5 separate regions of the Mus musculus genome follow, and all the other regions are linked to region 1. Evidence: chromatin loops called from intact Hi-C (ENCODE). Cell type or tissue: left cerebral cortex. All regions are shown on one strand.

Region 1 (5,000 bases):
TACCCACTGAGCCATCCTGCCCATCCTCAAGATAATTTTGCTAAGTTAAAGAAGGCTGAAGGGTGATGGCTATATCCATTCTCTGGTTGTGATGTGTTTTATGGAGAGGGTGTGTGTGTGTCTCAAAATGTACTTTATCTGTTGTTGTTCAACAGTCTTGCCTCAATTAACAATTACTCTCAATTTTTATTTTTATTTTTTCAAATTTCACTTATTTGCTTTCAAGTGGAGGTCAGGAGATGACTTGATGGAATTGGCTCTCTTCTTCCTCCATGTGGGCTCTGGAAACTCAAGTCGTCAGGCTATGCATCCGGCACCTTTACCACAGATATTTCTTGGCCCACTTAACCCAATTCTAAAAGTCTTTACACCCCTCCCCTCTCTTTCCTTCTTTAGGACCAGCACTGGCTGGTCTTGAACTCACAGTGATCCACACACCTCTACCTCGAGGGCCCTAGGACTGAAGGAGAGCTCCCTCATACCCGCCTCCACATTCACTCTTGAACACAGCACTACTCACTCCCAGCAGCGAGTTAAATTTCCATCGTTGTGACTGCTGCCACTATCAACTGGCAGTATCATTTCACATTACGAACCTTTGAAACTCGGTAGTCCTTAAAGACAACCCTGTTAAGTACTAGAAACCACGCCTTTGATGACAGAACTGAATAACGCCCCCATGCATTCTACCAAGTACGATTTAGGCTAGCCAAGTGACACTGACCACCATTCCTTACCCACTGTGGCCAAACAGAAGCCCTGAGGTTTGGGATTCTAAAGGAGAGCTGGGGGTGGGGGGGTGAGGGTTGTAATTTCGACTTCATATCTGGCTCAAGTATTGGTTCTAAAAAGTGGGTTTGGTCTTGTGGATGACAGAGAGCCACTATCACAGGACTGGAAAAACAGCCCCAACTGCTTGTATCATCATACTGGGTCAGCTGCATCATCTTTCTGCGGAAAGAATGCCCTAATTATTCTGAGTACCTTCAGAAGCAATCAGTAAATCATTGGAAGTTACTTCACGTTTCTGCCCATTTGACTCGTTACTGCTCTATCACATTGCACCTTATAGCGTTGATGAAAAATTCTTTCAGCTGACAGAAATTCTGTGCCTTTTTCTTTTCTCTGTAGCTTAGGCAGACCTCTGGTTCTATCCCAACACAGCAATCCTCTTTGTGCTGGGATAGAGTGCTTGAGACACTATGCCACACTCCCTTATTTCTATCCCAGAAAGGTTCAACTTGGGCTATTTGGGCTTCTCTTTTCCATGCAAGTGGCTGACCCTGGTCCTGTAGTCTCTTCTGGAATGTCAGCTGTATTTGGGAAACATAAACCAACATACTGACACCCAGAGGACTAAAACCTGTCCTAGATGTGCCCCAAGACACCAAGGCAAGCGGTGACACTCTGGAGGCAGTGATAGCTGTCATTATTAGGAATCTCTGAGTTGCAGCCTTCAAGCCACTAAAACGGATCTGAAGTCTACCGAGTAAGTTTTGGGAAAGTGAATGAGCTAATCTTTCAAAGACATATAGCCCAGTGTAGTGCCAGGAACACAGGCAGGGGACAGCGTGCTCTCTGTTCTCACCTTTCCTCTATCAGTTTGCCTTTGAGATCAGAAGAAAGGAAAGGGGACGGAAAAGAATACAGAGTGCTGATTCAAAGAGATTAAAAAACAAACCAAAGCAGGTAGACTTCTCAGTCAAGGCAGTCCTCTAATTAAAAACAAATAAACTACCTAGCCTTTTGGGCTGGCTGAACCCCCGGTGAAGGTGCTTGCCAAGGGCAACTGGTGGGACTCCAGAAAAGGACCCAAAAAGCTGTACCCCCTCCCCCCAAAACCTGGCTGTGCCACAACACTTTCCCAATTTCTTTCGCTCTGCATTCAAAGTTTAGACAGGATGAGCAGGACTTTGGCAAAGAGCGTTGACCGAGGCAGAGGTCAGCCCCACAGGTGCGGCAGCTGCGTGGGGAGGGAGACTTGGCAGATGTCCACGCAGGCCTCCCCCCCCCGCCCCCGGCCTGGCACGTGGATTCGAAGGCTGCTCCCCGGGTTTCCAGCGCAACATCTGGGCGCGCTGTAGCCCGGGAGGAGACGGATGGAGTGGCCGGTCAGCGGCGGGCCAGCTCGGGGAGCTTCCTGTCCCCCTCCACCGTCGGAGCGCCACAGATGCCTGGGAGTTGATGAGAACCAAGGCGGCTGAGAAGCCCCTAGGCGCCGGGGCGGGGCGGTCGCAGCCCGCTGACCAGCGGGGAGGAGGGGCGCCGAGGTCCTAGGTGGCGTGAGGGCGGGGCCGGGGGCTGGGACCCCGCGGGAGGGAGCGCCGCGCCCGCCGCGCTGCCATTGGCCGGGAAGCCTTGGAGCAGGCGAGGGGGGAGGAGGCGGCGCTCATTGGTCGGGCTCGCCGGCCAATCCCTGGAGGCCCGGGGGTGGGTGGGGGGAGACCAGGCTGGGGGCAGAGCGTGCGGAGCCGCGGAGCGGGCAGCGAGCAGGGCAGCCGGTCCCAGTCCAGAGCGACCCGGAGCCTCCGCGGGACTCGAGTCCTAGCGAACCTCGAAGCATCATCCGCGTCCGTCTGCGGCGTTCGGGCTTCTCCGGCGCCGCGCAGGGGAGCGAGCTCGTGCATCACCCGCGCGGCCGCCGCTGGGGCTAAGAGCAGGGACACCGAGGGTGACTGACCGCTAGAACTCTTCCAGTCGTCCAAACAGCCATGACCCACTTCAACAAGGGCCCTTCCTACGGGCTCTCCGCCGAAGTTAAGAACAAGGTACGCGCGCGGGCGGGCTGGGGGTTTGCCGCGGCGGTGGGGGCGCTGGGAGCCGCCGCGGAGAGACGTCGAGGCTGCGGGAGAGAGAGATGCTCCTCGGCTCGCGGAGCCTGGCTCGCACGCGTTGGTGCTGGCTTTGTTCCCGCGCCGCGGCCCCGGCGGGCGGTGGGGGTTCCCGGACGCCTGGAGTCCCGCAGCGCCGCAGGGCCCGCTCCAAGGCTGTAGGGTGCGCCCCTCCGGGAAGGGGGCGCTCCTGAGTGGCCTGTGGCCCTTAGGCGGGGCCCTGCCTTACGGCTGGGTCTCCGGGAGTTGCCGCCCCCGCCATCCGCCTGGGCTGGGGCTGCCGCGGGACCCTGCGTCTCCTCCCATTCCATCCTGGCCCCCTCCTCCCACAAGCGAAGTTGGGCGGTTACGTGGCCAACCCGGGCCCCTCATTGTTCCTTTCCTCCTCCTCCTCCATGGGAGAGTGTCCCGCCGACCCCTGGGACCCGCGGGCGGAAAGGGAGCCCGTCGGTGGTGCCTTGATGCAATCGCCGCTGGTGCGGGAAGCCCAGACAAAGCCTGAACGCGCAGCCTGCGAGCCGGATCAGCTGTAGATGAGAGACTTAGAAATGCAATCCTGAGAAGTTTGCAGCGCGTTGAATTGTCACGATATCTCGGCAGGGTCGCTTTTGTTCGAGGTTTATTTGCTGTGGCGGGTTGCAATTTTGGAGTGATTGGAATCTGGCTGCGTTGCTTTGCTGTGTACTCATCTCAAGAATGCACCAGGGTTTATCTTTCAGACTTTTGGCCTGGAAAAGAGATGAGAGGCGCCCCCCTCCCCAAATCCTCTCTTTCCTTCCTCCCTGCCTGCATTCCAAGTCCATGACATCAGGGGTTTCGGGGAGTGGGGGTGACCAGCCAATCGGCGTGGAACTGCGCACAGACCGCTCATTGTCTCCCTTTTGCTGTTCCGGCCAAAGCGCCACAAAGGAGGGCTGCTGTGGTTTAATTCCCATTAACTTCCCGGGAGCCGAAGCATGTCAGGATTGTCACCAAGCTGTCCCACCTCCGGTAGAATAGTTTGGCATCATCAGGGCTACGAACACCCCTGGAGTTGCGGGTGGCTGGGGTGTGAAGGGAATTTCATAGAAGTAATGAAGCGTACCGTTGTTAGACCCAAGCGAGAGTGGTTTATTCTTTCCTGATGTATCTAGCGCACCCCTTTGTAGTTCATCTAGAAGATTCTAAACAGTCTTTGAAGCTAGGGACTAAATTTTATTCTGTGTTCAAAAATTGTAATCTTTGGGGGTTTTTAACCTTTTCAAATGTTTTGTCTGTATAAAAGTTTTCCTAAAGAGGCAGAAAAGTTAGTTTGGACGACAGCACTCACCAACTGAAAACTTTCTTGCAAAATAGCGGTCCTTCGAAGTTTATAGCTCCAGCTTTAGGAAGTTAAGGGCGTTGGCGTGTGAGAACTGGGTGGTTTGTGCCCGGTGCCGCTGGGCGCATGATTTGCAATTCCCTCTGGGATTCTGGCGCCCACTGAGTCTCTTTACCTTTGCATTGTAAATGAGGGACTGGTGACTTTGGCAGCCCTACAAGTGACTTGACTTTTCCTGGTTCTTGGTATCCAAGCTGGCTTTCTTTTTGCTGACTGGAGTCATTGCTTCTCCCCCTTGTAGTTCATATTGAGCCAACAACTCCAGGAAATGCAGAGACTCAGGCTGGATGGATCACTGTAACTGTAAGAGTTGGAAACAGTAACTCCTCAGGGTTTTTTGGTTTTTTTTCTTGTTGTTTTCGAGACAGGGTTTCTCTGTCTAGCCCTGGCTGTCCTGGAACTCACTTTGTAGACCAGGCTGGCCTCGAACTCAGAAATCCACCTGCCTCTGCCTCCCTAGTGCTGGGATTCAAGGTGTGAGCTACCACGCCCGGCAACTCCTCAGTTTTTTTAAGACACTTTGGAATGTTGTTAAGGCTGGAGGGATTAAACGCCAAGCCCATTTAAAAGAACGAAATAAAACGAAACATCCCCATTCATTTATGTAGGGGTGTCACCCAGGACCCTTTCCTAAAAATTCCTTTTGATCTCCCCAGAAGAGGTGCTCTGTGATGTGGGAGCACCCCTGGGTTTTCTGATCAGGGTGTGACTGGCCCAAGGTCACTGAAGAAACTTAGAGTATTCTAAGAATTTCAACAAGCAGTGTCTTAGTTAAGCACTTAGGTTCAACCCCAGGACCGGTTGCCTGC
Region 2 (5,000 bases), 97 kb before region 1:
AGTCCCTGTGAGTTTACTGTTCTGTGTCTCAAAGCCCAACAATTTCTTTCACCCTCAGTTGTTTCACCCTTAGTTTTTCCTACAAGTAAGAATATTTGAGTCACATTCTCCAGTAAATATACTCTTGAAGAAAATTGGTTTGTTTCAAACATGGGAATGGAAAAGTTCACTTTGCAAGGTTACTAGTCATTAAAGGACTGCCTGTGTTAGAGACGGGGCAGAATCTGTGAAGTTCTTGAGGGTAAAGGGCAAGTGTTTTCCAGTTTCCCATGGTCTCTTCCTAGCAGAGTGCTTTCATACTTGTGGGGTGACCAAAAATGAATGAAGGTTGGATGATGTGAGTCACCCTTAAGACAAAGACACCCACTCGGCTTGGCTTGTCTCAGGCCTGCCATGCCGGCCGGCTGTTTGATGAGTGGCTGGCTTTACTCCAGCCTGGCCATCGTCAAATAAAGCACTCAAAGAAAGGGTTTCACATACAAGATTGAAACCTAATTGAACTTTGAATCAAGTAAAAAGTATTTTAGATTTTCAGTTGGTGACACTTGGGAAGAAGTAGACCTTTTGAGTTTAATGCTCTGCCTCCTTGCCTGAGACTTAACTTACTATGACAAACGTAGAGGTATTGATTGATCGACACTCGTGTTTTGAATGAAAGAAGGCCATTATTTTACTTAGACATTCTTGCCCCAGTATCAAACTCAGTTTGAGTTAGGAAAGTCCTTGGCCAAACAAGTTACTGACGAGCACAGTAGGTTATTGTCCATAAGTAGAATGCTATGGTTTTAAAAAGATTGATTGATTGATTTATAATGTTACTCTTTTCAGACACTCCAGAAGAGGGCATCGGATCCCGTTGCAGATGGTTGTGAGCCACCATGATGTGGTTGCTGAGAATTGAACTCAGGACCTCTGGAAGAGCAGTCAGTATTCTTTACCACCAAGCCATCTCTCTAGTCCCGCTATGATTTTTTTTTTTTAAATTAGGTATTTTTTGGAGAAAGTCAAAGCTTGTTGGCATCAAGATTATCACTATTTGAGTAGCATATAAAAATATTATTGATCTGCTAATTCACATGCGTTTAAAACATTCTGAGGAATCAACTTTCTGTCAAGATGCCAGAACTCTTGGGTAAGATTGCTTCTCCCCTTGTTGATACAATTCTACTTGCTTAATAACCTTCATCTTTTACTATGTTTTAGTGATCAAAAACCTCATAATATACTCAAAGGAATCTTATTAGGCCAGAAAAAGGTCAGCTACACCAGTGTTACCAGTGGTCAGGATCTAGACACTCCATCTTCTTGGCCTTTTATTCAAAGAGTCGAAAATAAGGACTCATAACATTTCACTGTTGCCAGGCAAACTTTGTTCAAAAGCTAATCTGTAGAAGAGATCTTGTCACTATCAAGATTGGCAGTGGGTGGTTGGAGAGATGGCTCAGCAGTTTAGAGCACTGACTGTTCTTCCAGAGGTCCTGAGTTCAATTCCCAGCAGCCACATGGTGGCTCACAACCATCTGTAATGGGATATGATGCCCTCTTCTTGTGTGTCTGAAGACAGCTACAGTGTACAGTGTACAATATACATAAAATAAATCTTTAAAAAAGATTGGCAGTGGGTCCATAGAGTGAAGATACTCAAGGGCCCTGGTAACTGGTGGAGGCTTTCTTTCATGGGGTTCAAAAGAAGTAGGAGTTTGGCTGCTAAGGGTCATAATGAAAGGAGTTCTCTGGCTTGATTGGTAGATTAGGTCTTACAATAATTTCTCTACAGAGGCAGGTGGATTTCTGAGTTTGAGGCTAGCCTGGTCTACAGAGTGAGTTCCAGGACAGTGAAGGCTACACAGAGAAACCCTGTCTCAAAATAATAATAATAATAATAATTTTTTTATTGCACACATCTGTTCCCATAATGCATCTGCTTTTAAGCATAGGTACACACCACTATGCAGAGGCATGAGATGACAAATAGGGGGATTCTCCTTAAAAGCCACCTGAGATTGCAGCTTTGCCTTACTGGTCATGCACCTAAAACCTGTTTGCACTGGATTAGACTCTCCTTTGGTTTTTGTTTTTTTGTTTTTTTGGGTTTTTTTGTTTTTGTTTTTGTTTTTCGAGACAGGGTTTCTCTTGTGTAGCCCTGGCTGTCCTGGAACTCACTCTGTAGACCAGGCTGGCCTTGAACTCAGAAATCCACCTGCCTCTGCCTCCCAAGTGCTGGGATTAAAGGCGTGCGCCACCACACCCGGCTAGACTCTCCATTTTTTTGTACTGGGTGAAGTGGAAATGTATTTGAATGGACAGATTACTGTTGGCAGAGGAAGTTATCACATTGTCCAAAACGGAGCTTATGGGTAGCCCGATGCCTGAGGTGGTGTCATAGGTTTCAAGTCGCCTTGTTTAGACAGGCATATATGTGCATAGTGTGTGCAGGCAAACACATTATTAGAAGGAGGGACTTCTCAGCCAGAACCAAGTAAAGTCCAAATCACAGAGCTGTTTATTTTTCTTCCACTTTCAGGTTTCATTTCGACTGTAGTCATTCTGCTCCCTTAAGAACATGCACTAGCTTTCCCCATGAAAGGAAGAGGCTCCCTCAGGCCCACGTGCCTGCCGGGCTAGCAGTGCGGCAGCTCAGAGCGCGAAGCTTGTCTGCCTTACCCGCTTGCCTGTCTGTAAGTGGAGCTAAGCATAAGCCTTTCCAAGCCAATCCAAACAGAAAGGATTCTATCACACTGTCCTCTGCTCCGTGTGCAGGATAAACGAGATCATTTTGAAAACCACTTGTTTAGTTTTCTTCAGTTGCGTTTCCTCTCCTGCCCAGTCATCTGTAATACATGAAGATAATAATATTCCTCTCTCCCTGCTTGCTGTCTGTCACATATGCAACCTTCCCACGGACATACATGTTTCTAACAAGTTCTGTAGTGAGCAGAGTCCACTGGATGTGTGGATCCTCTCAAGTATCCTTAGGACTAACAGATTCATAGTTGAGTTACCAACAACACTGACACTCTGGCTGGGTGAGTCTGTAGCCACTCTGCCCACACATCGAGCATTTAATTTAAGCTTACAGTTTCTGTTTCACATTGTGAGAGGGCTCAGAACAGAATCGGTGTCAAAGTAAGGCTATGGCTGACTGGCGGCTGCTTTGAACTGTTGTTACTTCCCTATTCAAGGAAGGACTCTGACGTTTGAAATAAGTTTTCTTTCTAAGTTGATCCTTTTTCCACTTGGCAAGCATTGCCTTTTTCCTCTGCAGAATCCAGCACGTTGTCTGCCGTTTCCATCCCTCAGCTGGCTTCGCTTGCATCTCTCTCTGAGCTGTTGCTCTTCCTGCCTGTTAGGCACATGTTAGACATGGGCCTGATGGTGCCTCCTCCTTTCAAAGGGGAAAGCTAGTGTATTTTCTTAAGGTGGCAGTACAACTGCAGTAGAAAAAGCCAGCTAAAGTTAGAAGAAAAGGGAAAGTGTGGAGCTGAGAAGCTCAGTGGTTAGAACTGGCTGCTCTTCTAGAGGAACAGACCTGGGGGTCCCAGTGCCCATTACCAGGCAGCTCATAATCACTTGTAACTACTCTTCCAGGGATCCGATGTCTTCTTCTAGCCTCCACAAGCACCTGCTTGCACATGGTGTGCACAAATGTGTGCACACGCGGGCGAGAACGCACTGCTTTCCAAGAAGGAACAGACGTGTGGTCAGAGATCATGAGCCTGGGAGAGAGCTGTCCTTGTGGACAGGAAGGTGGGAAGTGCTAGTGGCTACTTGAGAGCAGAGTGTGGAAGAGAGGGAGGAAGTGTTTGAAAATGACCTCAAATGCACAAGTAAGTCTTCCAGGCAGTCTGGCTCTTCCCACCTAAAAAGGTCCCTGAGCGCCATCAGCTGTATTCAGACATAGTTTCAATTCAGGAAGGTGGTTCTTTTTCTGGACTTTTAACCATCCTCCTCTGCTCTTGGTTAAGAAGAAGGGAGGGAGCGGGCTTGCACAGCTGATGGCAGATGTAGTGGAGCTTCTAGAGGGGCTGATGCAGACTGTCACCAGAGCCCGTATGGGAGCAGAGGGGAACTTGTACCGATCTGAGGACAGACAGACTGTGGCTCTTTAAGGAAGGGTAAAAGCAGCACTCAGCTTGGCTACCTGAGAACCTATTAAGGTGTTCAGAGCATGTTGGAGTTCAGCTAGTACCCGAGGTGAGAGGTTGGATAGAAGGGGGACAGGAAGGAGAAATTGCTAGCACCTACTGCAGCTGTGTAGTGACTGCTTACAGTTGTGGGGGGGGGCGGGGGCGGGTAGAAAGGATAGAATAGTAGAGTGTGTAACTGTGTAACTGTTCCTTGGCAAACTGTGGCTCCCTCTGAATTAGTCCCTGGAGTTTCTCTAAGGATTCCTCCCTCCCTCCCTCCCCTTCCTTCTGTCCATCCTTTCTTTTTGATACATTTTTGATGTGTTGGATGTTCTAATGAAACAGTAGACAGACTGAGTGAGATGGTGTCACCTTGCTTCCCCGGCACCCCAGAGGCTAGAGCAGGGGAATCATGAACCCCAGGCCAGCCTAGGCTATGTTAGTTCCATCTTTAAAGGAAAAGCTTGACAACCAGCCAGTGCTTTCCAGCTGCCTCTGGACACCAAAGGCTCTTCTTCTCTTCAGCCTCTGTAGCTTCCTGACTCACTGGGGAGAAGAATGGTTCTCACCTAAAAAGTCCATGTGTGAGTCAGTTCTGTCCATGTATGGCTTTAAAATCAAGAAAGGTGCAAGGTGCAAGGGTGGGAAGAAAAACCCTTTTAGATTAGCATTGACCATTTGATAGTTGGTGGCTTCTGCCTTTTTCTTTTTCCTAGACTTTTAACATGATTTGTTGCCATTGGTAATGTGAATGCAGTAAAGTCTGATGGTGGTGTGTGTGTGATCACAAAAAGAGAAAGAAATATAAGAATATGTCCTGGTGGGGTGTGGGGGAAGGGGGTGCCTCAGTGGGCCCATGGTGAGGTATCCCCT
Region 3 (5,000 bases), 77 kb before region 1:
AACTGCAGTCATGTAAAGCGGCGGGTACGTGTTGAGTTTTAGGAAAGGGCTTTTCATCCGGGACGTCTGGACGCCAGAAGCCATGGAACACAAATGATGACATTGGCATCTGAGATAATCACACATCAGAGAAAGGAAAGATGAACCAGAGGGAGAGATGAGCACTGGTAGGAGGCTGCGTGAGTCAGGTGACAGAGACGGGCTGCATCTGGTAGGGGCAAGAGAAACCTAGAACAAGGAGGGCCACACTGGGGAAGCCCTCTGTCGTCAGAACAGAGTTGGGAGGTTCATGTATGAAGGGAAAAGGGAGAGACAAATTCAGGTAGGACAACTATTGTTTTTTTCATTTTTATTTATTTTTATTTCATGAGCATTGGTATTTTGCCTGTACATATGTCTGTGTGAAGGTGTCAGGACCTCTGGAACTGGAGTATAGAGAGTTGTGAGCTGCCATGTGGGTGCTGGGAATTGAACCCTGATCCTCTAGAATAACCACTAAGCCATCTCTCCAGCCTGGTAGGACAACTATTAAGGTGTGATTTCATATGTCTTGGCTGCCAGGTCCCTGTTCCTGCAGGCTCAGAGTCACCGTAGAGAATGGAACCCAGGAGGGACATTGCAGCTGACAGAGAGGGGCCTGGCAGACAATCTGCAGAGACTCCCCTGCAGGGACAAGCTGCCCTTGCTCTGTACACATTTGCCAGTTGAGAGGCAAGAGAAGGGAACATAATAAAAACAAGCCAGTGTGGGGACAATGGGGGGTGGTGGGGGAACACATGCTTTCAAGAATGCCAGAATATAACACATTCTCCTGTCCCCTGCATAATTATATCTAAATATTCAAATAAAGTGCCTGAGGTCTCATTTTACTTAAAAAGAAAAGAAAACCCTAATAAAACCACATACCTCATGGGGTGCTGAGCCAGCCATTTATTTTGTGAACTGATGTCCGTTTAGTTTGTTTTGTTTTAACTGCCGTCTTTTGCTTTAAAAGTTGCCTGGGATGGAGAGAATTCAGTCTCTGGGATGGCTGCCCTGTGGTTTATTTTTATAGGATGTTATTAGAAGTTTCGGATTTTGAAAGAACAGTCTAAAAGCCGTGACCAGGGAGAGGATAGCATGTGCTGTTTCTTGCGGGGTAGAAAAAGGAGTCGATTTTGTGGCTTTAGAACGGTCAGTACCGTTCTTCTTTCCCTCGTTCTTGTCTAAGTGCTTAAGCGATCAGTGCTGTTCGTTCCCCTTAAACTCTTTCCTTGCTAGTGATTAAAAGGGTTTCTGCATTAGACTGACCATTGTGGGCCGTGTACGCCTGGCCTGAGGGCTTCCGGGAATCCTCTCTATGCCACGTCCCATTCCCAACGTTAGATTACAGATGCCACTGCTGCACCTAACTGCTTACATGAGTCCTGAGGATACACACTCGGGTCCTCTCTTCCCCAACTGAGCCATCTCCACAGCCCCCACTTCAGCCTTTAAAGAGTGTCAGGAATTGACATGGGCTGTTTATCTAATGGCTTGTTATAGGAGCTTTCTGTTCATATCTCTGAAGGTGCTCGCTGTACAAAGCCTTTGCTTTTACTGAAGTCTTGTGATTTTTTAAACTGGCCAGCATCTGTAGAGGGAGTGAGCAATCTCTCTGCAGGTCCCTGTGAAACATTTGTGACCTGCTTTGGGCACAGAAGCATGAGCTGTGCACTGAATACATATCAGTGGGATGCGTTCTTTGATAGCTGACTCATCATCCCAGGCCCTAGGGCCAAGTACCAGGGTGATACTGTACACATTTGATTCACGTGGTCCTCACGATGGTTCTGTGAGCTAGTCACCTGCCATTCTTACTCCATCATGTAAAGATGGGGCATAGAAGAAGTTTAACTTAGCCCAGAGTTTGATGGCTAGGTAGCAGAGCCGAGACAGAAACTCGCCCACGGCTGCAGTATCCAGATTGTTATCATTCAGCCACGCAGACCATCTCCTCCTGCACAAATTCCATAAAAGGTGACAACCGAAAGTGATGGGCTGGTGGCAGGTGGAGTTGCTACACAGACTTCCACACACTGGCTTATAGTTGGTGTTGAATTTAAAGTTCGTGTCTGTCGCACACGTGAGTGCCTTGCTTCTGTTCCCCCTCATGCCATCCGCTTCCGTCACTTCTTGCACCCAGAGGGGGCCGCTTCTGTTTCCAGACCCAGCTCTGTTTCCAAACCTCGCACCACGGTGGGCTGCCAGGGAAGGCTGAATGGGCTTGGACAGCCATGGAGATAGGAGTCGTGAGCAACAATGGGTGAGGGCTGCACGGCCCTTACTCTCCCTGGAAACGCTCTGTCGCTCAGGAAGTGTGGCCTAATCCCGGTTAAGATCATCCCGTTTTATACCCAATGGGCTGTCTAAATCTCATAGAGGACTTTTACGTCTTACCCTGAGAAATCCTACCAGTAAGCAGCCGGGTGTACACCGACATAGGGATTCTTGTGTATTATTGTTGTCTCTACCTCCTCCTCCCCTCACAAGCTAAGCTGCTTAAAGAGAACCCGAGAAGCCACTGCTCAGCGGAAGACGCCTGGACTGTGGCCCAGCGGTGCCTTGGCTGGCCTGGAGGGAGGAGGGAAGACGAATTCAATCCAAAAAGGCCCCGTAGAGCTGGAAAGAACAGCGGCTGTGCAGATGCCACAGGGCTCGTCCTCTGAGCTCGCAGGCCCATCTTTGGTAGCTGTGAGGCAGCTGCAAGCCGAGAAGCTACAGAACAGAGCGTACGTGTGGGACTGGCAGTGCTGGAGAGTGGTCAGGCTGCGCCCAGTTCATCTGCACTGTGCCCCAGTGGGGAGGGATGCTTGACTCTAGAGGCAGGCAAAGTGACAGCTTCACGACACACAGGCGCACAGGTGGGAAGCGGCTGAGCCAGGCACGAAGCAGTTGACTCCAAAGTGTTCTCACCGCTTTCCTCCCTAGCACATCAACACTTGAGATGCTCACCAAGAACCAGGGAACTCCATATAGAAATTAGGAACCCTAGAGGTGTAGAGTTCTCACAGTGGCTGGGAATCTCTTTTTAAAGAACCTTTGGTATTTGGTCAGGCAAGTTCTTTCCCAAATTGCTTGTTGGGTTCATTTAAACCTGCTGCCCATGCCCATAAGATCTGCTCGGACAGGGCCTCACTCTGTGCTGACAGACTGAGCAGTCCACCTCAGAGAGGACCTGCCCACCTCACCCCCAAAGTCCAAGGCTGTGATGCCAGGCGTGGGCAGCAAATCCCCTCCCTCATGCTCTTAGAAGGGGCAGGATAGACACCAGAAGCTACGGAAGTAGTTGAGTGGCTGAGTAGAACGAGACACCCCATCTTCTTAATGCTATTTTACATCCTGTCTGTCCATGCTCTCTGAAAGCCATCACCTTTCAAAAAGCATTGTGGGTAATTATGGAGCAAGCTTTGAGGTCTTGGGATAAGCGTCTCTTCCAGCAGTACTTGCTTTCTAACAGGCAAGGAATCTACCTGTCATGGGGGAAGGTTCCTGGCTGAAATGTCTCTGTTGTTGAGTATGCAGGGTGGTCAGCTAGACTATCTGCTGCCTCAGTGGGGCTGAACAGAAGACAAATGTCCCTCTGTACCCACTCATGGTGGCTTGGGTGATTGGTGGCCCTCACACACAGATCCATGATAGGCAGAGAAATATCCCTGGACCACTAGGGGGAGGGGCTTCTGTATCTAAGAATCCAGGCAACCAGAGCCCTTGTCTTCACATTCCCATCAGTCCAATGGCTGAGGAGGCAGGCCTACGGACTAAACTTACATATTTTACAATCATAGGATGGGAACAATTTTGTGTGTGTGTGTTTTATCAGTGTTCTTATGTATCCTTTTGTCATAGAATTAAGGAATCTGATATTCCTCTATAAAAATTTTTAAGCTTCCTAAAATACAAAATTAGCTTGCACATAGACTATTTAAGGAAAACTGCAAGCTGATTTTTCAGTCCAGCAAGATAAAAATGGAATGCATAAAATAAAAATATTAAAAAAGGAAGCGTCATGGGGGAGGTATCCCCTACCTGCTTACCAGAGGGCTTCAACAGAAGCCAGGAGTTGCCTAATTATTTTGAATTCAAGCCAGTTCTTCTTGTCTAGAAAGGTATTCCCTCTTCTCTTTAACAATGGTAACTGTTGCATTGTTGGCTCTGCAGAAAGGTTTTACTGCTCCTTGTGGTTGATCGTGACTGCCCGCTGACCTTGATTGGGAAATACCGGGGAGAGTGTGGGTGCAAACCTCTGTATTCCTTTCTGAGAGTGTCCGCAGAGACAGTTAAGAATGAGGAGTCTGATCTAATGACTGGATGACTACCTCACCAGGTAATCGTTGGAGGCTTTATTGGGGGTGGATAGAAATTGGGAGGTAGGGCCATCGTTAAAGGAAGTGGGTCACAGAGGAATGCTGCGCTCTGAGGCCTTTCGTGCCCCAACTCCTCACTCTGTCCCCTTTTTCTCTGCCAGTGGAAAGTGTATCTTCCCTGCCGTGAGTGGGTGGATCCTTCCGAACCATGAGGAAAATAAATCCCTCCTCCTTTCAGTAGTTTGTTACAAGTGTGCAAAAGCAGCCAACAGCCATCAGTCTAACTCCAGTAGCATGCTCTTTCCACCTCTGATTTTTCTGTTCAAGCTCTAATACTCTCATAGCAGTGGTCAGACTTTCGCCTTCTATTAGATGTCCACTGATACTCTGCCCTGGCCCCTGCCTTCCCTTCACACTGCTTCCAGATAGTGTGGGATTTGGTTGGCAGCCTAAGGTGGGCCAGTGTGAGGGGGAGATGAGCCCAGACTCTGCCTTTGTGTCTTTGGTATGACCTCAGCTCACTCATGGATGAGCTGGGTGATGAGTGCGCATGCCCATGAGTTTCTCTGTCCTTTCTGCTCTTTCTCTGAAACATGAAAGTAACCTCACAGAGCACTGTAAGATTCCAGTGAGGTTCAGGGCCCTCTCTTACCCAAGCTTTCACTTTTTGAGATT
Region 4 (5,000 bases), 74 kb after region 1:
CTAATTATTGTTACTCTCTTTTAAGGCATTGAGTAAAAAACTGGCAAATATCTTCAGAGATGCATATACAAGCCAAAGCACCCAGACAAACCTCAGGGATAAAAGAGTGGACTCACCTGTTGAAATAACAAGCAACCATTGCTCCTGCTACAGTCATCCGCTGGCATGCAAGGATGAATTCGCTAGTCCAGATGAGGCCAATTAAATGGTACCACCACATATACCGAATGCCGGAAAGAGGCTTATATTCCACTTGGCCACCTTCCATCACCTGGGCAGTACCTAAAGTTTATAATACAAACATGCTTTACACCGATAGTTCCCGTATCCTGGAAGACGGTTCAGTGAACCATGTTTCTTCACGCTTGGTCTTTGGCAGTATGCAAAAATGCAGCTGTCAGAGCTTAAGGTCATACACCAAACACTAAGAATTTAAATAGTGCCAACGCTATTGACAGTGACTATAGGGAATTTGGAAGACAGTTGACATACACCCTAAAACTCATTCTCCTTTGAAGGCATGAAAATGGGTGCCGAAGAGTCCAACATTAGTGATGTTTCATGAGTAATAGAAAAATACCTTGCCCTGTGCATTTTCTGTTACATAGTCTTGTGTGATGGAGGCCAAATATGTTACATTGACAAAAACACACAAAATATTAAGACTGTATTATAGAACTCTTCACCAAAACAAAACAAAACAAAACAAATCCGTAGACTCAATAAAAGAGACTCTAGAGTCTTCCTTTACTCAAACAGGTTCCACTTATAGTTTGTTTCAAGAGCAAACCCTCTTGGCACATGTGAAATGCCTACTTTCCTTGGTTCAGATCTCAATGTTAACCTTCTTGTAGAAGCCTAGGACGCATTATCTAGCTTCTTAGAATCTTAGTCTTGCCTGCGTACTAACTCCTTCTTGGTAGTTTGAGCATAAAGTGATATAATCTGAATAGTTTCTGAGATAAAGCCTGGCCCACAGAAGTAGCCTTCCCTGGGTGATAACAGTTATCATTATCACTGTCGTTCTTATATGATCACTATCCTGTATTCCAGGAGCACAGTATTGCATTAAGGTCAGCAAGGGTGTTTTAATAATGCTCACTATTGGTGTGCTTTCCTTTCTCCTCTGACCTAAAGCATCCTTAAATATCGGTAGATATTACAAATATCTACCAATCCTGCAGACACTGGTAAACCAGCTCCCAGCTCTGTGCCTGGGCTTGATTTCAAATGTTCTCCCATGAGCTTTTCAAGTAAACTATTTATTATAAGGAAGAAATGGGTGCTTTGGTCTTTGGTGAAACCTACAACCTGCCCATGATTTAAACATGTTTTTGTATCTCTTGTCGCATCTACACGTGGACTTTCAGTTCATCCGTTCATTTGCCTTTAGACGCTCGCCCTAGAGTTCACACAGCGAGGGAAAGGCTGAAGATAATAAATGTTCAGCAAAACAGATTCCGCTGGCTTGTCTCCATTCCTTCCTCTCTAAGTTCTGTCAAGCAAGATGGCCACTGTGGGAAGTAGTGGGGTAGCTTGCTTTACAGAGACAAGCCAACAGTGGTCTACTGACTGTCCAGCTCATCTGGCTGGGAAGGAGACGCATTTCAGGTGAGCTCAGAAATCTGCCTATGTTTTTCTAAAGCTGCTATGTTTTAGAAAAGTGTTCCCAGCAACAAGCAAATGACCCTCGTGGTGACCATGCCCCTTAGATACATCAGGCCAGCCAGCAGGCTTTGAGACCCATACTCTGAACCATCTGAAGTGCACAGGGCCTGAGAAGCTTGCAGTTCCTCTTCTGTAAGATGACGAGTGCCAACAGCAAATTATGCTTTGGAGGTACAGAATATTTACATAGAGTGGGGTGGGGCATCATTTTTCTCAGACAGACAGAAAGCTAGTATGGATGCTAAGAGGGGACAATCTTTCCTCTTGGCTGCCCTGCATGGCCATTGTTACACATTTCCTAGTTTGTCACACTGGTGATAACGGTCAGCAAGTGGAGCACTTGAAGTGATAAATCAAGATGCACTTGACCCTCAAAGACTTGACATCTTTTAAAAAAGCCAAACCCAGAGGCTATTTTTGACTAATTTCTGTGGGTTGAAGTATCAAATCTCCCCTACATATCCCCTGCGTGCCGGCAATCGGGTGTGCTTATGTGCGTGGGTGTGGGCACATGTGCCGTCCCTTGCATGTGGCAGTCGGAAGTCAACCTTCATGTACTGGTCCTCGACTTACCACCTTGTTTGCGATAGTCTCTTTATGGCTGCAATAGCCAGGGTAGTTGGAACATAAGCTTCCGGAGCTTCGCCCGTCTCCTCCTCCCTTTTCCTATGGCATGCTGGGATTGCAGACACGTGCACTACCACGTCCAGCTTTTATGTGGGTTCTGGGGATCCAAGCACAGGTTGTTAAGTTTGCACAGCACTTGCTTGCGCTCCAGGAGCCATCTTTCCGTCTCCTGAGGCTGTCTATTATTTGTGCCTCTCTATCAGTTTTACTGAGCGGTTTATAGATGTTCACCAAGACAGGATTGTTTAGCTTCTCAAGGCACTCATTGGCATTTTGGAGCAGACATTTCTGCATAGGATGTAGTGATGGTTTAATGCCTTTGTGGGTGTTTAGGAGTTTGCTTTGCCTCTACTCCCCATTTCTGATAATTCAAAATACTTTCATATGATGCCAAATGCTACCTGGGAGGAAACACTGCTCGAAGCAGATCTCTCAAAGGATCAAGGACTGCAGCTTGAATGGGAACAGAAGGACCTTCATAGTCAGTGTTCCAGAGCCTGAGGGCGGGGCAGGCGTGCTTATGCATGCAGGGCTGCCCTCTCCTGGACGGGCTGTGTTGGTGCAGGCAAGATCCTCGAGGGCGGCTGACCAACCACAAACAAACCATGGAACCTTCTAGAAATCTAGGGTTTTTTGTTTGTTTGTTTGTTTTTTCCACTCTTCGATTGAGGGTAGTAATAGCGACTTCTCGCTCTCTGTGACTCCATCACATCGCTACTCTAAGGTTATATGCTAGCAAGTGTAATTAGTGGATAAGGGGCTAAGAACAGCGAGTGAGATGCAGGGTTAGCTGCAAATGAATCATGGGTAAAATGATCCAGTGTTGACAGTCAACACTCACTGAGTCCAGTACTTGGACATTTGGGTGGACATTAGCTATTAGGAGCAAAAATAGAAGAGGCAAAAGAACCCTTGATAACTCCTCTGAGAGTCCGAGGGACTTACAGATGACCGTGTTTGTTTGTTCATCTTATCTTCTAGACAACGGCTATCTAATCTCTCCTCCAACCTCAGAGCCAACAACCTCAATTCCTGTTACTCAAGGAAAAATGAGGCAATCAGAAGACCTTTCCTTATGCCAACTCCCCAGGCATACTTATCGATATGTCCGGAATTTAACCCCAGTCCTTAAAATGATAAGCTGCCCTTGAGCCTGTGGCCAACCCTGCCACTAGATCCTCCACCCCCACCAAAATACTCCCTTTCCTGAGCCATTACTAACTGTCTCCATTAAAAAAAAAATCTCCTCTGGACTCTTTCCTCTCTTCTGCCTCTTTCATAGTTAAATCCCTCCAGATTGATTCATGGTCAATATTAGATCCTCCAATTCCTTCCCTCCCACCCTCTGTCAATTTATGCTCACGTCTCTACAACAATCTGACCTCCAAGTTGCTGTCGTAAGTCAATGCTGAGATCTTCATCCCTGCCTTAGACACTGAACCACTCAGATGCCCAGCTACTCTTTCCCAGAAACCACCTTTGTCATCTAGCTCTGGCCTTCACTTTCAACCCATCTTGCTGTCCCTTCTCATCTCCAGAGCCCATTTATTTATTTTTTCAAGAGCAAATCTAAGCAAGTGCTCTACCACTGAGCTACACCCTGGTCTTCCAGGGCGTTAACATTGAAATGTCCCTCTACCTCTCCTCCACCTTTGTCAGACTCCTGAACCATACAGGTGAACTTCTCTTTCCCTTCCCACTTCCCTACTCTCTGAGCACTCTGAGCCAAGCCAGGCCAGGCTGCACTGAACAGCCCACTAGCCCAGGGAGAACCTCCATTCTTCTACCACCCCCTCCTCCTACCTTTATCAGACCCGAGACTCCTGAACCATACAGTTAAGCATTCCCCCTCCCATCTTCCCTGTTCTCTGAGCACTGTGGGCCAGGCCAAACTGCCCTGAGCAGCTTGCTAACCCAGGGCGACTTCCATTGGACCGGAGGCTCCTGAGCCATACAGACCTGCACATCAGAAACTATACAGCCCAAGGATAGCCATCAGAGACCTGCCACACCAGGACCATTGAGGTTCATCCCCCTCCCAATAACTACTATGACAAGAATATCCAGAGACCAAACCCATCCAGATGGTTAAAGGACCTCAAAAGAACACAATCACCAAAAGCCAGGGTGATATGACACCTCCAAAGCACAGCTACCGGACTACAGCTAGCCCTGGACATCCTAACACAACAGTGAACTATCTCAAAGCACAATCCTTTCTTTATCTACTCCCAGATACTGTTTATGTGTTCCTTCTGAACTTCAGGCTCATAGATAATTGCTTATTGGAAATATCCATATAGTTATTAAAAATAACTCCCCAAACTAATTTCTACTCATGAAATGCACTCAGCTTTCTGCTCCATCTCAGTTCATGACCTTCACATCTTCCTGCTGCTAAAGTGAGAGACCACGTGAACCAACCCAAAGCCACCGCCAACTCCTTTACCTCCCTCTCCCATCTATTACATCATCAGATACGACACTCTCTAAAGTAGCCTCAGAACCCAGTATGTCACACTGCACTGCACAGACCCAGTAGCCATGCAACACCATTCCTCTCTACTAAGCATTACTGCTGTTAAAATGAGCATCGGGTCCGGTCTGGGTTCTCCAGATTTCCCATTTCACAGCCCCAGGATTTACCCCATTTCTTCTCTGACTGCCTTCATGAATTCACCTCTCTATTAATGACACCACTCTAG
Region 5 (5,000 bases), 61 kb after region 1:
AGCCCCTTCACTTCTGGTGGAGCATCTGTTTAGCAAGATGGGCCACAATAAGGACGACTCTTCTAAGTGAGATTTCTGTGCACACTTAAATTATAAAACAGCCCCCTGCCTTACAAAAGGCACTGCTTTGTGTAAATGTGACTAAGGGTTATTAAACGTTCCTAAATGAACTACAGAAAAATAAAACATCTATTTAAGCCTCCATCAATATGAAAGATCTTTTAAGAGAGTATTTGTAGCTTGAAAGGGAAGGGCGGGTGAACGGCAAAAAACTGGGAAGCAGCTATCCCCGTTCAGAAGAATCGGGGCTCCCGAGACACCAACATTTGCTCTCACGTGACAGATATTCATTAGGCTCAAATGTCAAAAGGCTTGTGCACCCTTTTTATTGTATATAAAAAAAAAAGAAAGTAATTTGATCAGAATTTGACAAGCTGTTGTAATAGCCTACACTTTGAAGGTAAGGGACTCTGTGAACCACAGCCTTAGTTAGGGAGGGGGTGTGATCAGTCTGACAGACTCTTGCCCTGCCCTCCTCAGACTGGAGTTAAGAATGGCATCTACAGCATTAAAATGAGCGGAAAAGGCAAAAGAAAAATAAATATTTTTCGGTATGAGAAATCACACGATGTTCGGATTTCAGAGTCTATCAATAAAGTTTTATTGAAACACAGCCCTGTGCATTTCTTCCCATTTTGTCTGTGACTAAACGGTAGCAGCACTAAGTGGACTTGACACGTTGCATGACTGAAAGGCTGAAATAATTACACAACCCACCCTGGAAAATGAGCTGATCTAAGCAATAGAAGCCACCCTCGGACCTCCACTACCCCCTCCCCATACTCCATACCCCCCCCCCCCAGACAAAGGGAAGGCACATACCTGGTTGAGATGGTACAGATATTTAAGGAGACACCAAAGCCCACAGTGGCTGCATCTGAATTCACCTCTTGACCAAGCACTGCGCTGCTGAGCTCAGTCAGGTCCAGGCACATAGAGAGAAGACAGAGAGGGTAAGCAGAGGTAAGAAAGAGGAGGACTGCTTCCATTTGTGGGTCTATGTATGGGTAAATGTGTGTGGGGATACGGGTGACTGGGTGCAGGGTGGGTGCAGTATGGGCGGCAGGGTGCCGGATAAGATGGGGTAGAGTAGGGGATTCCTAGAGCACTTCTCACTCTCTCACTCTTTTTTTTTTTTTAAGATTTATTTTATTTTATGTATGTGAGTACACTGTAGCTGTACAGATGGTTGTGAGCCTTCATGTGGTTGTTGGGAATTGAATTTTTAGGACCTCTGCTTGCTCCGGTCAGTCCCTCTCACTCAGTCCCTGCTTGCTCCGGCCCAAAGATTTATTATTATACATAAGTACACCGTAGCTGACGTCAGACGCATCAGAAGAGGACATCAGATCTTATTATGAATGGTTGTGAGCCACCATGTGGTTGCTGGGAATTGAACTCAGGACCTTTGGAAGAGCAGTCAGTGCTCTTACCCACTGAGCCATCTTGCCAGCCCCACTGTCTCAATCTCATGCAAGCAACTGGACTAATTGCTATCACTGCAGGTGAGCTAAGCTTTATGCAGGCTTTTGGTGTGTTCAGTTAACTTCCACAGAAAGGGAAACGGGTTAACTGGTATTCAACAACAGAAGAAATTCTTATCTTCTCTTTTCTCTTCATCTGTCTCTAAGTGTGTCAAATGTCAAATGGTATTCACAGTGTGTGTGTGTGTGTGTGTGTGTGTGTGTGTGTGTGTGTGTGTGTGTTTTGAGGACGGAGTTTCTGATAGCCTAAGCTGGCCTTAAATTTACTATGTAGCTAAGGCTAACCTTGAACTCCTCCTGTGTCTTCTGCTTCTGCCTCCCAAATGTAGGTATTTTAGTTATGGACCACAATGCCTGGCTACATTATTTTATTTTATTTTGGAGACAAAGGTGCTGTTGTATGGCAAGACCAGTCCTGAGCTCTCAAGTCTCTTGCTAGCCTCTGGGGGTGAGACCATGAGTATGTGCCCCCATGCCTTGAACACTTTGATTTTTTTAAATTCAAGTTTGCAAATTATTTGTCACCAACAAGAAATCAGAATCATATATTATAGATACTAGTCATGTGCCCACACAAATAATCACGATTAATGTTGGGGAAAATTAAGTCCTATAGTGAAGTTTTCAGACTAAATTTCAGAGTCAATCAATCTTCTGAAATCTAATTTGAGTGTGTAGCTTGAGAATGAATTAGCTGGGGAAGGGATGGCTCACTAAGTTCTATTTACTTCTATTGTTAAAAAACAAAAAGAAAGAAAGAAAAAATCCCAGGCTGGAGAGCTGGCTTAGGAGGCAAAAACGCTCAACACCACACCTGAGCTGAATTCCCAGGACCCACAGCTCCTTTCCCCAGAGGTAGGTAGGTAGATAGATAGATAGAAGTTGTTGTTGTTGTTGTTGTTGTTGAAACAGGGTTTCTCTGTGTAGCCCTGGCTGTGCTGGAACTCAATCTATAGACCAGGCTGGCCTTGAACCCAGAAATCCACCTGCCTCTGTCTCTAGATAGAATTTTTGAAGATGTAAAAATAAAAACTGAATGAACTAGCTAAGCAAGGGTTGGTTGCCATGTCTCATCTACTATCCAGAGTTAAAACAAAACAAAACACCCAAAACAGCTAACAATTCTCAACTAGCCTACTCTGTCTTTTTTTTGGAGTGGGGGGGTTGAGACAGGGTTTCTCTGTGTATCTCTGACTGTCTGGAACTCACTCTGTAGACCAGGCTGGCCTCGAACTCAGAAATCCACCTGCCTCTGCCTCCCAAGTACTGGGAATAAAGGTGTGCGCCACCACTGCCCGACCTATCCTACTCAGTCTTATAGACATTTTTTATCCCAGTGTTAATTCAACTGGATGAAACTTGAGGTGGACAGATTTTACCTTGGCAGCAACTGTGTATGAGACTATTTAACACAGGAGAGATCACGGGCGAGGCTGTGAGAGATGCTGATGCTATAGACACAGTGCAGAGCTAGAAGGATGCTAAAACACCTATGAGAGGTCATATTTTATCTCAGTGACATCACTGCGTGGGTATTTGGCTGCTTTGAACAATGGGGAATCTGGGAAGTGATGAACAGCCCTTTAAATCTGGGTCAGCAAGATCTCTGTCTCCCACAGATTTCCTTTTGGGTTTATGGAGGCTGTTTTCCCAAAGGACTTAAGATACCTTGCCCAGTAGGGGACAGCAATCTCTCAGTTGTTCATTGATTTATGATTACCAATGACTAATTCACATGTTAAAGAAATGAATATAGGCTTTATTAAATATATGTATTAGTGGTCAATATATTAGTACATATACACATCATAAATATATATTAGTAAAATATATATTTAGATGTGTGCTACATCTGTACAAAATACTTACCTGACATGAGTATATTTAAGATAAAAATAAAATGTGATTCTGTACTACAAGAAGCCCTTCACTGGGACTGGAGAGATGGCTCAGTGGTTAAGAACACTGCTCTTGCAGAGGACCCAGGTTTGACTCCCAGAATGCACATGGTGGCTCAGAACCATCTGTAACTTTAGTTCCAGAGGATCTGATGTTATTCTGGCACATATGCTCAAGCAGGTTCACACATATACACATAAATAAAATAAATAAACCTTAGGAAGGACAGACAGAAGGAAGGAAGAAAGGAAGGAAGGAAGGAAGGAAGGAAGGAAGGAAGGAAGGAAGGACCTCTCTTTTAGGTTTGCAAAGGCTCTAGTAGCTTACTTAGATTTGCACTGGGTCAGGTAAAACTGTCTCTTTAAGTCTTCAAAATGCAGCCAGGCCAGGCCTGAATAGGAACCACAGGAAAATATTTCATAGTCAGCTGCTCAACACAGTAAGATAAGGGAGCCAGCGTGCAGTTCAACTCATTATTCCTAATTGATATGCTAGGCTGAAATCTTGATTGTGGACTTTAAAATATCGGCAATTTAGATTTCTGTTCTTAAAAACAAGCACAATTAATTGTAAACAAGGTGAGCCAGCATAAAACTTCCCCATTTATTAAGGTCCTGTAACTATACCCAGAGGGCTGGAATCAGGTAGGTTGGTGAATTTCAGAGCAGGTCACAAACCCCCAAGGTGGGAACAGAGGCGGAGAAGGATTAGCATTGTGTGAGTCCAGGAAAGTTGGGGAAAGTCCAAGCCTCCCTTGTGTGGCAGCTTAGAGACGCCATGAGAACAGCTGTTTTCCTGGTGTTCTGGTTTCCACTGGCTTTCATAACTAAATGCGCATGGAAATAGAACCCGAGGAGGAGAAAACGCCGAGCACAAAAGCCCTACAGTTTTCTGTCCTTTGAGCTGAAATGTAGGTCAGCGTGTTCATTTCTCACTCTCAAGTGTGTGTGAGTGTGGACACACGCGCACAAGTGTCTGTGAAGGTGAGAACACACTCGAACACACACACACACACACACACACACACACACACACACACACTTCTCTCCTGGCTCACACCAATCACTTCCCATGGCATCCTCTGGAAACACAGCAGGCAGGGAGTATGTTGGCATCAAAACAGAGCCACTATTATTCCTACTTCGTAATGTATCTTACTTACAAACAAGCACAAGAAGGAGGCACAAACATTAGCTGAAATTGCTCTATAAGGATTCAAGCATTTGCTCTGCGTTTTGATTAGAACTGCAGCTAACAGGCAACTCCTCCTTCCTCAGCCAGGACAAAAGCAGAGCTTGGGAAGTAGGTCTGAGTTCCTGAGTGGGGACCTTAAATTTCCAATCCTTAGCTCGTTGGCTTGAGGGGGCTGTCTTACCGGCTCTTTCAGAGTGCTATAAATACACATGAAAATGACTCTTGGGATCCTTGTCACAGTGAGTAAAAATGACCCTTTCACCGCAGTTCCTTGATGGTAGCAGAAAAGTACGAAGAGAGACGAAAGGATTGGACGGGCAGGAGGGTCATTTTGATTCCTGGGAACAGAGGAAAAGAACATTC

The links. A loop is a pair of places that touch in the nucleus more often than their neighbours do. Peaks named below come from ENCODE experiments on the same cell type or tissue, not always from the same donor. Only the 100,000 strongest peaks of a DNase experiment are listed, where the experiment ranks them.
Region 2: a loop joins it to region 1, with 1.8 times the contacts of the local background. A loop is called at or near these places in 4 of 42 quality-filtered maps.
Region 3: it touches region 1 in a loop (1.9-fold over the local background); 5 of 42 quality-filtered maps call a loop at or near these places.
Region 4: a loop joins it to region 1, with 4 times the contacts of the local background. A loop is called at or near these places in 20 of 42 quality-filtered maps.
Region 5: a loop joins it to region 1, with 4 times the contacts of the local background. A loop is called at or near these places in 12 of 42 quality-filtered maps.

What each region holds. Positions count from the first base shown.
Region 1 is chr3:121,424,061-121,429,060 of GRCm38, forward strand. It overlaps Cnn3 (calponin 3, acidic), which reads left to right and starts at 2,481. Exons shown (of 7, transcript NM_028044.2): 1 at 2,481-2,768. The coding sequence starts at 2,712. In left cerebral cortex, a CTCF peak has its summit at 3,010; DNase peaks (open chromatin) are centred at 2,369, 3,003, 3,285, 3,673 and 1 more place; H3K4me3 peaks cover 2,742 bases; H3K27ac peaks cover 2,516 bases.
Region 2 is chr3:121,327,252-121,332,251 of GRCm38, forward strand. All of the region lies in intron 3 of Alg14 (asparagine-linked glycosylation 14), which reads left to right. Among named protein-coding and RNA genes, the nearest start is that of Gm33310, 18 kb to the right of the region's middle. In left cerebral cortex, no CTCF peak of the experiment used is centred here; DNase peaks (open chromatin) are centred at 385, 2,674, 3,056 and 3,224.
Region 3 is chr3:121,347,265-121,352,264 of GRCm38, forward strand. All of the region lies in intron 3 of Alg14 (asparagine-linked glycosylation 14), which reads left to right. It overlaps Gm33310 (a long non-coding RNA gene), which reads left to right and starts at 461. Exons shown (of 2, transcript XR_376014.3): 1 at 461-5,000. In left cerebral cortex, no CTCF peak of the experiment used is centred here; DNase peaks (open chromatin) are centred at 1,970, 2,334, 2,576 and 2,706.
Region 4 is chr3:121,497,603-121,502,602 of GRCm38, forward strand. It overlaps Slc44a3 (solute carrier family 44, member 3), which reads right to left. Exons shown (of 15, transcript NM_145394.3): 10 at 117-282. Among named protein-coding and RNA genes, the nearest start is that of Gm38684, 31 kb to the right of the region's middle. In left cerebral cortex, a CTCF peak has its summit at 2,841 (motif pointing left); a DNase peak (open chromatin) is centred at 2,821.
Region 5 is chr3:121,485,380-121,490,379 of GRCm38, forward strand. It overlaps Slc44a3 (solute carrier family 44, member 3), which reads right to left. Exons shown (of 15, transcript NM_145394.3): 11 at 4,819-4,975; 12 at 883-969. Among named protein-coding and RNA genes, the nearest start is that of Gm38684, 44 kb to the right of the region's middle. In left cerebral cortex, no CTCF peak of the experiment used is centred here; DNase peaks (open chromatin) are centred at 3,046 and 4,294; H3K27ac peaks cover 736 bases.